2 separate regions of the Mus musculus genome follow, and region 1 is linked to region 2. The links are chromatin contacts, found by POLR2A ChIA-PET in ENCODE. All regions are on one chromosome and are shown on one strand. The core of a region is the stretch at or near the end of the contact, and the rest is flanking DNA. Distances in the headings are between cores, read along the strand shown. Region 1 holds the start of Ubtf (upstream binding transcription factor, RNA polymerase I). Region 2 holds the start of Asb16 (ankyrin repeat and SOCS box-containing 16).

Region 1 (5,615 bases), core at 1,156-3,655, 50 kb after region 2:
CGAGAGACTGCTCCCAGCTCCCGCGTGCAGCTAGCTCCCGCCCTCCGGCCTCCTTCCCCCACCCGGGCAAAAAAAAAAAAAAAAAATTCTCCTCCTCCTCCTCCTCGGTGAGCGCCCGCCCCGGGGAGGCCCCAGGCTGGAGGGCGGGGGAGGAAGGGCGGGTAAAGGGCGCGCGCGGGCATGGAAGCGGGCACGCGCCTCAGTCTCCTCCTCCCGCTTTTCCCCGGCCGGTTCCCCCCGCCTCCGCAACCCGGCGGGGACCCGGACGCCGCGCAGCCGCCGCCAGCCCGGGAGCGCAGCGGCCGGACCGCCCCCGGGGACTAGATCTGGATTCCCGCTGCTACCCCCCTCCCGACCTCCCAACGCGGTCCCCGCCTGTCCGGGCAGGCGAGCAGTCGGAGAAGCGGCCTAGCTTGTCCCCCGTCCCCGAACCACCCGGGGCCGGAGACGCCGCCGCCACCACCCAGCCACCCCAACACGCACGGAAGAAACCCGGCGCAGAGGCGCGACCGCGGCGGGAACGGCCGCCTCCTCCCCGAGCCTGCGGCCCAGCCCTGCCGGCGCCCCCGCCCCGGCCTCCGGGGAGCCGAGCCAAGCAGAGGGCGGGAGGACGGCGGCCGCGAGGCGGGGGCGCTTCGCTCACCGGCCCCGCCGCCCCCTCCGGCGGCCGGCGAGAACTGCGCCTGTCGGCCGGAGAAACGCGGGCTCCTCCACCCGGGGCCTCACTTGGGCCTCGCTTCCTGCCCTTCCTACCCCCGGCTCACGGCGCCCTTCCCCGTTCCCTGATCATCTTGTCTACAGTTCTCCCGGTATCGCCACTCGGCGTCTACCGCAGCCGCGGCTCGCTCCCTAGCCCCGGCCCCGGCGCACGTCCTCCGCCGCCTCGGTTACCCGGCGCAGCGCGGCCTCTGAGCTCCCCGCTCCGGCGGCTCCCTTCTCGGCTCTGAGCGCGGCGCCCTCCCCCGCTCGGCCGGGCACAGCCGCAACTCCCTCCCGCGGCGGCAGCGGCTCCTCCTCCGGGCGCGGCGGCGGCGCTGGGGCGGCGGCTGCTGCTGCTGCTGTGGCGGCGGCGGCTGTGGCTGCTGCCTGCTGCTCCTCGCGGCGAAAAGCACAAAGCACAGCGCCCTCCGCCTGCAGGCAGCCCGCCCGCCCGCCCGCCGGCCCCGGCCTCAGCTCGCACACCCCCCGCCGCCGCAGCAGCCTCCGCCGCCGGAGCGGGGAGGAGGGAGAAGGGAGGAGGAGGAGCGGGAGGGGGGGCGGGAGAAGCGGGGCAGCGAGCGCGTCCTTCCCCGTAGAGCGCACACCGACCCCCGGGGAGCGAGCGCCAGCCCGCCCGCCTCGCCGGCTCCGCTCCCTCCCACAGCCTGCCCGGGCGGGCTCCGCGGGGGGCAGCTGGGAGGAGGGGCGGGCGCTGGGGGGACCCGGGCGGCCGAGGCGGAGGCAAGGAAGGAGGGGAGGGGGGTGGTGGTAGTGGCGGCGGCGGCTGCTGCTGTTGCTGCCGCCGGGGAAGGGGGGGGCCGGGACAGGGAAGACACGCAGCCGCCCGGATGGCGGCGGGGCTGCGAGCCGAGGCGGGCGAGCAAGCGGGCGGCTAAAGCGACCTCGCCAGCCCCGCGGGGGAACTAGCAGGCTTGGCCGGCGCGGGAGGAAGGGAGGGCCGAGGTGCGGCGGTGGAGAGGGTGGCCGGCGAGCCTCGCGGGTGCCGGCAACCCTGCTCTGGAGCTCTCTTCCAGGCTCTCCCAGCTTAAGCTCGGTTTCCCGGCCTAGTCCTCATCTGCTCCTCTCTCCCGCCTCCGGGAGCGGGCTAGCGACCACCCTGGTCCCCGGAGCGTGGCTACCGGCTTGGGACTCACGCTCCCGGATCGCGGTGCGAGGTTTCGGCGCCTACCTCTCGGTTCCCTTATGCTCCGCAGAACACCCGTGAAACTTAAAATATATATTCTTAGTCCCCTAAACAACAAAAACCTCTCCCGTCCCTCCTCACACCCGGGAATCGGCCAGGAGCTGCCGACCCCAGCGGAAGAGTCACTCTGGGAGCCGGTTCAATCCAGCCCGGCATGGCTATCCAGGCCTTCCCGGGCGCGTGGAGGACGGAGATTGGCGCCGCCAGAGAGCAACCCCTTTCCCCCGAAATCCGCGGCACCGAGGCTTACTTACCGAGCAAGTGGGTGCTAGTGAGGGCCGGGGGCGCCAGGCAGCACGGCAAGCGGAAGAGCCGAGCCGCAGCTCCGCAGCTGCCGGCGCCCGGGCAGCGAGTCTCCAGACAAAGCCCGAGATGGCGAAGCGGAGCGACGGCTAATGGCGAGCCCCACGCGCCGCGCTCCGCCCGCCCCGCTCCGCCCGCCCGCCCGCCCGCCTCGGCGCAGCGCAGCGCAGCGCCGCTCCGAGCGCTCGCCCGTCAGAGCCGCCTTGGCGCCGCCGCCTCCCGGGCCGCCCCGGCCTCGCCTGGCCCCTCCGCCTCCTCCGGGCGGCTCAGCCTCACCCCTTCCCTCCCACCGCTCGGGGGCTGCACGAAATTTTAAAAAAAGGAATAGTAAAAAAAAAAAAAAAAAATGTTTTTTGCTTTTTTTTTTTTTTCCAAGGCAGATGTTTTTCGACATTTAGCTCTTTTTTGGCTCCCAGCTCCCACTCACCTGCGGGGCCTCCGGCAGGGCTGGGGGCGGGGGTGCGCGGGGCTGGAGCCGCCGAGCGCGGGTTGAAAGCTAGCCAAGCTCTGCAGCGCCCGACCCGGGCGTGTACGCCGCCGCCAGTCCCCGCAGAGAAATCGTCCTCCTACCCCCGCCTCCATCGCTCTGCGTTTCTCTTCCAATCAGCCGGTCGCTTGGCGGCTCCTCCAGTCTCCGGCCAAGCCAGCTGCCTAGAGCGAGCTCCACTCCATCTGCTTGCCCGACTCCTCGCTCTCCTGTCGGGGCGGGCAAGGCAGCTTGAGGCCGGAGGGGGATCTGTGAGGGATCCTGCCTGCTCCCTCTCCCATTGCTCCATCCTTGCTGTCTCCTGCCTCCTCCTCTCCTGCGTTTTTCCAACTCTCCCCTGTCGCCACTGGTGTGTGTCTGTGTGCGCAGGTTTTCTCTCTCTCTCTTTTTTTTTTTTTTTTTATTGCTTTGCTTTTGCAACCCTGAAGCTAAAGCGGGATGGGGGCGAAGGGGAATGTTACAAAAAAGAAAAAGGGAAAAAAAAAAGCCTCCTAGGTTTGCAACGTATGAAAATACCCGGGAAGTACCCCGCCTCGTTTGGGTCTCGGTGCCCGGCGAGGGCCTTCCGGATTTCAGAGCCAGTCTTGGGTTGTTCTCGATGTCCCCCATCTTCACCGGCCGTATGATCCGAGGAGTTAAGAACAAAAAGTTCACCCCTGTGTCGTAGTAGGGTGTCAGTGGGAGTTGGGGAGGTTTTTCAAGAAGCAGCGGAACGGCCATCCCTTTACCCTGGGCTTCAGTAACTAGGCCGCGACCGGGGTAGGGGTTTAGAGCAAAATCCCAGCGCGTTTGTGCGAAAGAGCTGGAAGGGGGAAGTCGGAACCGGGAACGGAGCTTCGTGCGTCTCCCCCTCGGTCTCTGCTTCCAGTTGCCTGCAAGCTCCCCCTTTAATTTTTTTTTTTTCTCCTCCTTTCCTTTAATCTAATTTCTTCCAACTCCACCTTTGTTGTTACCGGCGTCACGCCTGGATCAGCCAATCCCCTTCTCGCAATCAGCTTGTCAAAAAGGCTTGGCCAGCCCTGAGAAAGCAGGCCGCGGGCGCTGTCCCCCCACCCCGGCGACGACGGGGAGCCCACAAGAGAGCTCCGCACCCCGGTTTAAGGCAGGATTTGAGCAGCCCGGCAACCACAGATCTAACCTCCCGTATTCCACCATCCAGCAAGTCTGGGGAGAAAAGGCCTGGGCGTGTGCCGCTTTTTAACCTCCCACTGCCATCGGTTCTAGTGGTCTTTACCTCCCCTGCTAGTGGGCTGAAGGGATATCAGGATTAGTTGTAGGGAGGCAGAAGGCAATGTGAAGGACGCTGGTTTCCACCAGGTCGGCCCACGCTTGGTTTGTGTCATCACTCCCCGGGACACGCCATGGCTCCTGGCTCCTCGGGCTGCCACAATAACACTGCTGTTGCTCACATCTCAGCCAGCTGGGTCGCACAGTCTCTTTGGACCATTTCTTGGCACACTGCCTTCTCCATCCACAGTTTCGTTGCTGGTGTAATTCCTCTTGTCTCCTGGGGAAAATGAGATTTCTTTCCCAGGATTTCCACATCCCACTCTGCCACGTTGCAGGAACAGATCTGCTGTGCTCAGCTTAGAAGCACCGCGTGTAGGAGAGGCAGATTGGCCGTGATAAAGAAGGGTAGCCTTCAAGGCCTCTTCCTTGGATGACCTACTGAAGAGTCTGTTCTTAAATTATTTTGTTTGTTTCGTTTGGATTTTTGAGACAGGGTTTTTCTGTGTAGCCTTGGCTCTCCTAGAGCTAGCTCTGTTTACCAGGCCAGCCTCGCACTTAACCCGAGATCTGCCTGCCTCTGCCTCCCAATTGCTGAGATTTTAATATTTTATTTTTTATTAAAGAGTCTATCCCCTTCGCTTGCTTTTACTCCCTTCCTCTCTTCCCTCTGTCCGTTTTCTCTCCATTCCCCCCACCGCCACATACCTAGATCTGCCTCTGGAATACAAAACATTTGGTGTTGGATCAAGCCCTCTCCCACCACACTAAAAAAGCAGAGCTTTTAAAGGGCTATTGATGTGTTTTGAAAAGGGTAAAGTAGATTTTTAATTTTATGTACATTGGTGTTCTGCCTGCATATACATTTGTGTTAGGATGGAGCTACAGACAGTTGTGAGCTGCCATGGCAGTGCTGGGAATTGAATCCCAGTCCTCCTGGAAAAGCAAGAGCTCTTAACTGCTGAACCACCTCTCTAGCTCCCACACCCCACCTTTTTGTTGTTGTTTTGTTTTGTTTTGTTTTTAGAGACAAGTTTTCTCTGTGTAGCCCTGGCTGTCCTGGAACTCACTCGGTAGACCAAGCTGGGCTCGAACTCAGAAATCCTCCTGCCTCTGCCTCCCAAGTGATGGGATTAAAGCCACCCCACCTCCTTAATATGGTGTGAGTTTGGACAAATTCTACCCTAACCAGATCCCATTTTCTATATGTGTATACTTATAGAATCCACTTCCTCATCAGGGATTGTGAGACGATGTATATAAAGCTTTATTCTCCACATAACTCACAATTAAAACCAAGAAAGATGCAAATGTTCCACGGTCAGATCTGAAGTACAGGTATTCTAGCACCGAGCCCTGAACTTCTTGGCTGGGCCAAGGGGCTTTTCGGTAAAGTGCTTTGGAAGAAAGCAGGATGAACATGAATCATAAGGATTATTATTATTGATTCCTTGGGCAGCAGAGATCATGGCTGGCACCTTCCCCACTTGGAAACTCTTCGGCTTCTTTGCCTTTGTTGGGTTTCTGGTGAGGTCATGAGTCTTAAGATGTGGGCTACCAGCCCCAGAGTGAGAGAACCTGCCCTTAGCCCTTAGTCTTTGCCCCTTTCCCTTTCATCCAGCTTTGTCCCCCCTCTTCCCAGCTTCCTGGCAGCTGCCTTGAAGCAGAGCCTTCACACTCTGTAACCCCAGCCTA
Region 2 (6,302 bases), core at 3,688-6,187:
TGACAGCTCCGGGCTGGTCAGAAGCTTGCTCTCTCTCTCTCCTCCCTTCTCCTCATCCCCCTCCCCCTCCCCCTCCTCCTCCTCCTCTTCTTCATTTTATCTGTTAGGAGGCAGACCTGCCATGACACCTGTGTGAAGGTCAAAGGATGACTTGTGGGACTCAAGCCCTCTACAAGATAGGTCTGGAGTCACCCACTTGGCCATCTGGCCAGCTCTGGAACGGCCCTGTTCAGTTCCCTTTTCTTTTCCTTTTCTTTTTGTATCCGGGAGGGGTTTGTTTGTAAACAGGGTTTCTCTGTAGCCTTGGCTGTCCTGAAACTCGCTCTGTAGACCAAGCTGACCTCAGACTCAGAGACCTGCATGCTGGTCAAAGGTGTGTGGCACTCTGCCTGGCTCCTTTCATTTTTCATTCTGAGTGTCTGCCCAGGCTCTCTCTCCCACTGTCAGCCCAGGTGGGTGAACTGTCACTCCTAAGACCTGTCCCGGGCTCCCCACCCCTTCAATGAGAAAGTCACAGTGGGGAGCCTCCAGAGTCCTTCCTGCCCAACACTGCCTCTGAGCAGGAGGGAAAGGAGCCACGGAAGCATAGGGCATTCCCCATTCCTACTGGAAGGGCCCAGGGGTTGTATCCTGCCTGTTGTTGTGCGTAGTGTCATAGGGAGCCAGGGAAAGGTAGACCAGGCCACCCTCAGACCCATTGGCATGGGCAGACTGCCCCAGGGGAGCCACCTTTCTGTCCTAAATGGCAGAGGCTTCAGAGCTGAGTTTTGTGGGATCCTGTGGTTGCCACTGAATTGACCCCTGTCCACCTCCCTCTGCAGATGACCTGGATGGACTCCTGAGTGAGCTCCCTGAGGACTTCTTCTGTGAGCCCAGCAGCTAGGGCTGCCTCAAGACAGGGCATCCACCATGAGCTGGCAGCCTCTCTGCTCCCAGACAAGCTAGGTGCATCTGGGAGAGAACGCCAGTGCACTGGAGACAGCTCAAGCCCATGGTCTGATGCCTCCCATAACCACCTTGAAATGCCTAGTGATGGGCCAGACAGTGGGCTGCCTGGCTTAACGACTCGACGACTTCTTTTGGCATGGGCATCCTGGAAATCTGGCCAGGGCTTGCTCCCCTACATCCTTATCCCTCTGGCACATTGTCCTCCAGCCAATAAGAAAAGTGGGATCCTCCCACCCCATCCTAACTTTCAAGAGGCTGGACTTGATTTCCTTGTTCCTTTATTCCTCAATCCCCTGCCAGCTGAGGAGCCCAAAGGAGCCACAACCACAGCAGAGGTGACCTAAGGCCTGTTGTCCACCAGGGTGACTGTGAGGTGCAGGCTGCTGTACCTGGTTCTGAAATAAAGCGTCCCTTCCTCATTTGCCAGCCTCCGTCCCACACCTCCTTCTCCACCCTCTCATCCTCTCCTGGCCAGGGCAGCCAAGCTCTAAGGCAGAGCAAACGGCACGGAGAGAGAGAGAGAGAGAACACGTCTCCCTCTGCCTCCGCCTCTCTAGTTTTGGTTTGTGTGTTTGCTTTTTGGTTTTTTATGTGTATGGGTCTTTTGCCTGCATGTATGTCTCTGTGCCAGCTCTGTGCCTGGTGCCCTTGGAGGCCAGAAGAGGGCTTTAGATCCCTTGGGACTAAAGTTACAAATAGTTGTGAGCCACCATATGGACTTGAACCCGGGACCTCTGGAAAAGCAAGTGCTCTTAACAACTGAGCCATCTCTCCAGCCACTCATTCTTTTATTCGTATGATGCAGACATGCACGTGTGTGGACCTGTGTGTGTGCGTGTGCACCAGAGGAATACAACAAAAGAACAAAAACAGAAACGAGGCTGGGGAATGACCCCTTGGGTAAAATGAGAGCCCGAATAAGAGCTCAGTGTGACGTCACCCAACGTCGTCACCCCAGGCAGCAGGGCAGAGCCAGAGCCCTGGAGCATAAGTTCTGGGAGGTTGAGAACCACCTGATGTGTGGGTGCCGGACTCGCCTGAGCCATGTCTGTAAGCTATCTCTGAGAATCTGTTGGTCAGCTGCCATCTCACTTGGTTCTCAGTTGGCAGTGCTGGGACCTGAACCGTTCGTCGGCCTTGTGCTTTTCGGGCCCTCAGCCGTTGCTCCATCTCAGGGTAGCAGGTTGAAGAGGCCTGTTTGGCTGTCAGCCTCCCCAGCCTCAGCTGCTACTGACGGCTGCCAGGGGAAACCTCCATGCACTGCTGAGAGACCAGTCGGTCCATGCGTCTGCTGGTGAGCAGCAGGCAGCGTGAGAGCTGTGGGTTGTAGGGGCCTCAGGCCAAAAGGCCTTGTGCTGTGGTCTAGGGCGGCACAGGATTCCCCGGCTCCTTGCACTTTCCCGTGCTCCCCTCCCTCCTCTGCCTGCTGCTATGCCGAGCTCTGCCTCTAGCGTAGGCCTGGGCCAGGCCCATCTAGGTGGTCCTGTCAACCAAACCACCTTGTGTTTGCAATCGGTCACCTTGAGCCCTGGTCCCTCCTGCCCAGTCTCAACTAAGGCCAAACTGTTTGCTATCCTAGTTTGTCGGTGCTTCACTGCACCTCGGACTGAGCTAGGAGGCCGACTGAGCTCCAGATCCCCTGGCACTGGTCCCTCCAGATCAACTTCTGCCCCCAGCCCCCCACCCCCACCCCCGTCCTTTCCCTGCCGTCCAAGCCTACACAGTGGTATCTCTGAGGGACAAAGCTGTAGTGAGTACTTTTCAGGCTGCTGAGGCAAGAAAGCAGGGCAGAGGTTAGGCTCTGACTGTTAGATGCCTGGGGAGCGAAGGGACACCCACCACTTTGGCCCTCCTCGACCCCACCCAGCTTTGCCACACTCCCAACCCTGGGAACTCAGCTGTGGGTGCTCCGCTAGGCAGTCAGCGGGGCAATTAAAACATGGTATGGCTTCCAGTGGGGTTAATCATAGCTGCGTCCATAGAGGTGCCTTTCTCTGAGGATCTTCAAACCCTCACTAGGCATGATCTCACTCTTCATCTGGGACCCCCTCCCTGGAACACCACCAAGAAGCTGGGGCCAAGCACAGACTGACTGAACAGAGGGTGAGGGACGTGCCGGAAAAGGCCCAGGTCACTGCCACCCACTCTGGGTGGTGGGTGAGTGTTTGTTCTGGCAGAGAATAGGGACCTTCATTCAATGTTCAGAGAGGCCAGCCTGCCATGAGCCAAGGGCTCCTAAACATTGTGTCAAGACCGACCATGCCAGGGCCTGCCCCAGAACCCACATTTAGCATGGTAGAATGATGTCTCTGGCATGGGTACTTTGCCAAACCCATCCGATGGCCTTCTAGTTGAGTAGCTACTGCAGGCACACCTCCACACAGCAGAGTGCCTTGAATGGGTGAGTTAGGAGACCCCAAGCCACTGGGACAGCAGGGAAGGGTAAAGGACCTGGTGAGAATGCTGTGTGGCATGGGGCCAGACCAGGGATTCGGGATTTCTCTGGAAGAGCCTGAGCCAAACTGCAGACATTTTTAAGGAAAAGTGACCTTCTTGGATAGGTGATTGTGACAGGGCTGAGTGTGGTCAGAGGAAGGAGACACAGGCTAGACCCATCCAGGCTGGAGGCTAGGAACTGAAGCTGAGGACAAAACTGTAGGAGAGACATTCTGTGTGGGAGCCTGCGGCCAGGGGGAAGTGAGAGATACAGAGGAGGAGAAGGTTGCTGGAGAGTGGGTGGGAGCAAGCACCGGGAGCAAGGAGGGACCCACATGGCATTGCCAAGACACTGCAGAGCCTGCAGTCTTGAAGACAGAAGCCCGCTGACATCCCTCCACCCTCCCCTGCCAGCTAATCGACCAGCTGTTGTTGTTTCCGCGGCCTCATTCCTCCCCCTAGAGGCTCCTGGAAGTACAGCCATTTCCTCCTAAAGCGAATGGGGCGTAGTTTCCCAAAAGTCTCATCCCTTCAGTCTCCACTTCCAAGGTCAAATCCCTGGACACATCCGCAGTCAGGCACGTGATTCCCCTAGAAACCAGGGAGGGAAAAAAAAAACTAGTCACTGAAGGTAGAGACCGTGCCCAGTTTCGGCATGAGGGGACAAGAAGAGGATTTGCTCAACTGTCTACCCAACATAGCACTACCCTCTAGGGTACTTATCTAAAGTGTGGCCCACTGGAGGCCTTGGCACACCCCCACAAGCTATGTAACTTTGAGTCAGTTTTACCTTTTTAAGACTTAAATTCCACCCAGGTGTGGTAGTGTATCCCTTTAATCCCAGCATTCCTGAGGCAAAGGGAAGTGGATCGCTGAGTTCAAGGCCAGTCTGGTCTACAGAGCTAGTTTCAGGACAGCCAGGACTACACAGAGGAACCCTGTCTCAAAAAACAAAAACAGCAGCACTGCCAACAACAAAACCTTACGTCCTGTAAGTCTCTATCCATCTCAGGTGCTGAACTGAAATTCTTAGCTTGGCCTCATTTCCTGACCAAATCTGTCTTGTATTACAACACTGACTGGTCATCTGAGTAGAGATGGATCTGAGAGTGATTTCAGTTCTAGAAAGCATGGTGTGTGTGTGCAGTGGTTGCTGTTATTTCAAATTCAGGAAGAGTGGTTTGGCTTCTTGGAAGCTCTCTCCACTTCCCCAGACTGAGGTCTATGGGCCATCCTGGGCTTCTACCCTTTTTACCAGCCAATACTTCAGAGGCTGCAGGACCCTGGTCCTTCCTCTACCCTGTCCTGCCCACCCATCTCATGGTTGACTGCTTTGACTAGAAGGCTCACTCCAGAGAAGTGGGGTCCAGGAGTGACCTTTGGCTGAGGCCCTGTTGACCAACAAAAGGGTACCAGCAGGGTCAGAGGCTGGCCCAATACCATCTGCATTAAGATCATGACTCTAGGCAAACTGTTTACCAATGCAGTGAGGGGCCTATTTATAGCCTCAGCTGTTTCTCCAGCTTACCAAGAAGGGGGCAGGGTGGCTCCCCAGAGCAAGGTGCTAGCTGGGACAAGGAACGATTCTCTGCCTAGGTGGCACTGCCCAGACCACTGGACCCCTCATGGCAGGGGAGAGCTTTCCTTTCACATCCTCCACACTGCGTGCTCTCCGCCTGCAGAGAGAGTGGCTGGACTGGGAGGACAGGAGGAGAGCTGCTGCCCAGCAGTGCCGCAGGCACAGGGACCTCCCTTGTCCCCAGGCCCAGCTCCTTAGGCCTCGCCGCTCCTGCCGAGACCCAGCTGTCCACAATGCCCTGTTCTCTGGGGACCTACAGCAGCTCCAAATCCTGTTCCAAGATGAAGACGCTGCCAATATGATTGTGGAGACTGTGAGCAACCAGCTGGCCTGGTCAGCGGAACAGGGTAGGGAACACCACCTAGGAGGACAGAAGAGGGACAGGAGTGGGGGTTGGGAAGGGAAGAAGAATCCATACGCCACTTCTCCGTAAAGAGCCTAGAACGGACCCATAGTCACCCATATTAACTCTTTCCTAAACAGTTGAGGCCAACCACGGTTTTCCTCAAACTCATAGAGATCCACCCGCCTCTGCCTCCTTCATGTTGGGATTAAGGGTGTGAGCCACTATGCCCACCCTCCAAATTTTTTTGGTTTTTTTTTTTTTTTTTCACTATAGCCCTGGCTGTCCTGGAACTCACTTTGTAGACCAGGCTGGCTTCCAACTCAGAGATCTGCCTGCCTCTGCTTCCTAATCTGCTGGGATCAAAGGTGCATCTTACCACCACCTAGCTAAAGTTATATTCTCTCTCTCTCTCTCTCTTTTTAAAGATTTATTTATTTATTATATGTAAGTACACTGTAGCTGACTTCAGTTGCACCAGAAGAGGGCATCAGATCTCATTACCAATGGTTGTGAGCCACCATGTGGTTGCTGGGATTTGAACTCAGTACCTTCAGAAGTAGTCAGTGCTCTTAACCGGCTGAGCTATCTCGCCAGCCTTAAAGTTATATTCTCATATAACACATATACAGATTGTAAATTTTGGCTTTGGTTAATTATATGCACTATATTACTATAGCGTTATATATATGAAAATATACACACATACATATATATCCATGTTTCTCTTACAGTTTCCTGCTATAGTAGACAGTTTTTATGAAACTCATATGCAATTTTTCCTTACCATTACTGACTTTGGGGGTTAGGGAGTGGTGTTGTAGGGAGAAAAGCCAAGCCCCTCCTGCTGAGCCACCCCACCAGCCCCATCTTATTTGGGGGCTAGAGGATTGAACTCTAATTTGAATGCTAATAACCATTGTCTTCGCCACTGTGCTCCGGCCACAGATGGCAAGCTTTTTAAATTTTGAGACAGGGTCTTGTTATTTACCCAGG

The links. ChIA-PET counts read pairs that join two places held with the same protein, here RNA polymerase II (POLR2A).
Region 1: POLR2A ChIA-PET joins it to region 2 with 19 read pairs in embryonic stem cell. The contact joins the promoter of Ubtf here to the promoter of Asb16 in region 2. POLR2A ChIA-PET finds 5 or more read pairs at or near these places in 5 of 5 experiments (Patski and embryonic stem cell).

What each region holds. Positions count from the first base shown.
Region 1 is chr11:102,316,691-102,322,305 of GRCm38, forward strand. Ubtf (upstream binding transcription factor, RNA polymerase I) reads right to left here and starts at 2,406. Exons shown (of 21, transcript NM_011551.7): 1 at 2,158-2,406.
Region 2 is chr11:102,263,814-102,270,115 of GRCm38, forward strand. Asb16 (ankyrin repeat and SOCS box-containing 16) reads left to right here and starts at 4,938. Exons shown (of 5, transcript NM_148953.3): 1 at 4,938-5,310. The coding sequence starts at 5,010. Hrob (homologous recombination factor with OB-fold) reads left to right here. Exons shown (of 10, transcript NM_153544.3): 10 at 822-1,370. The coding sequence ends at 883.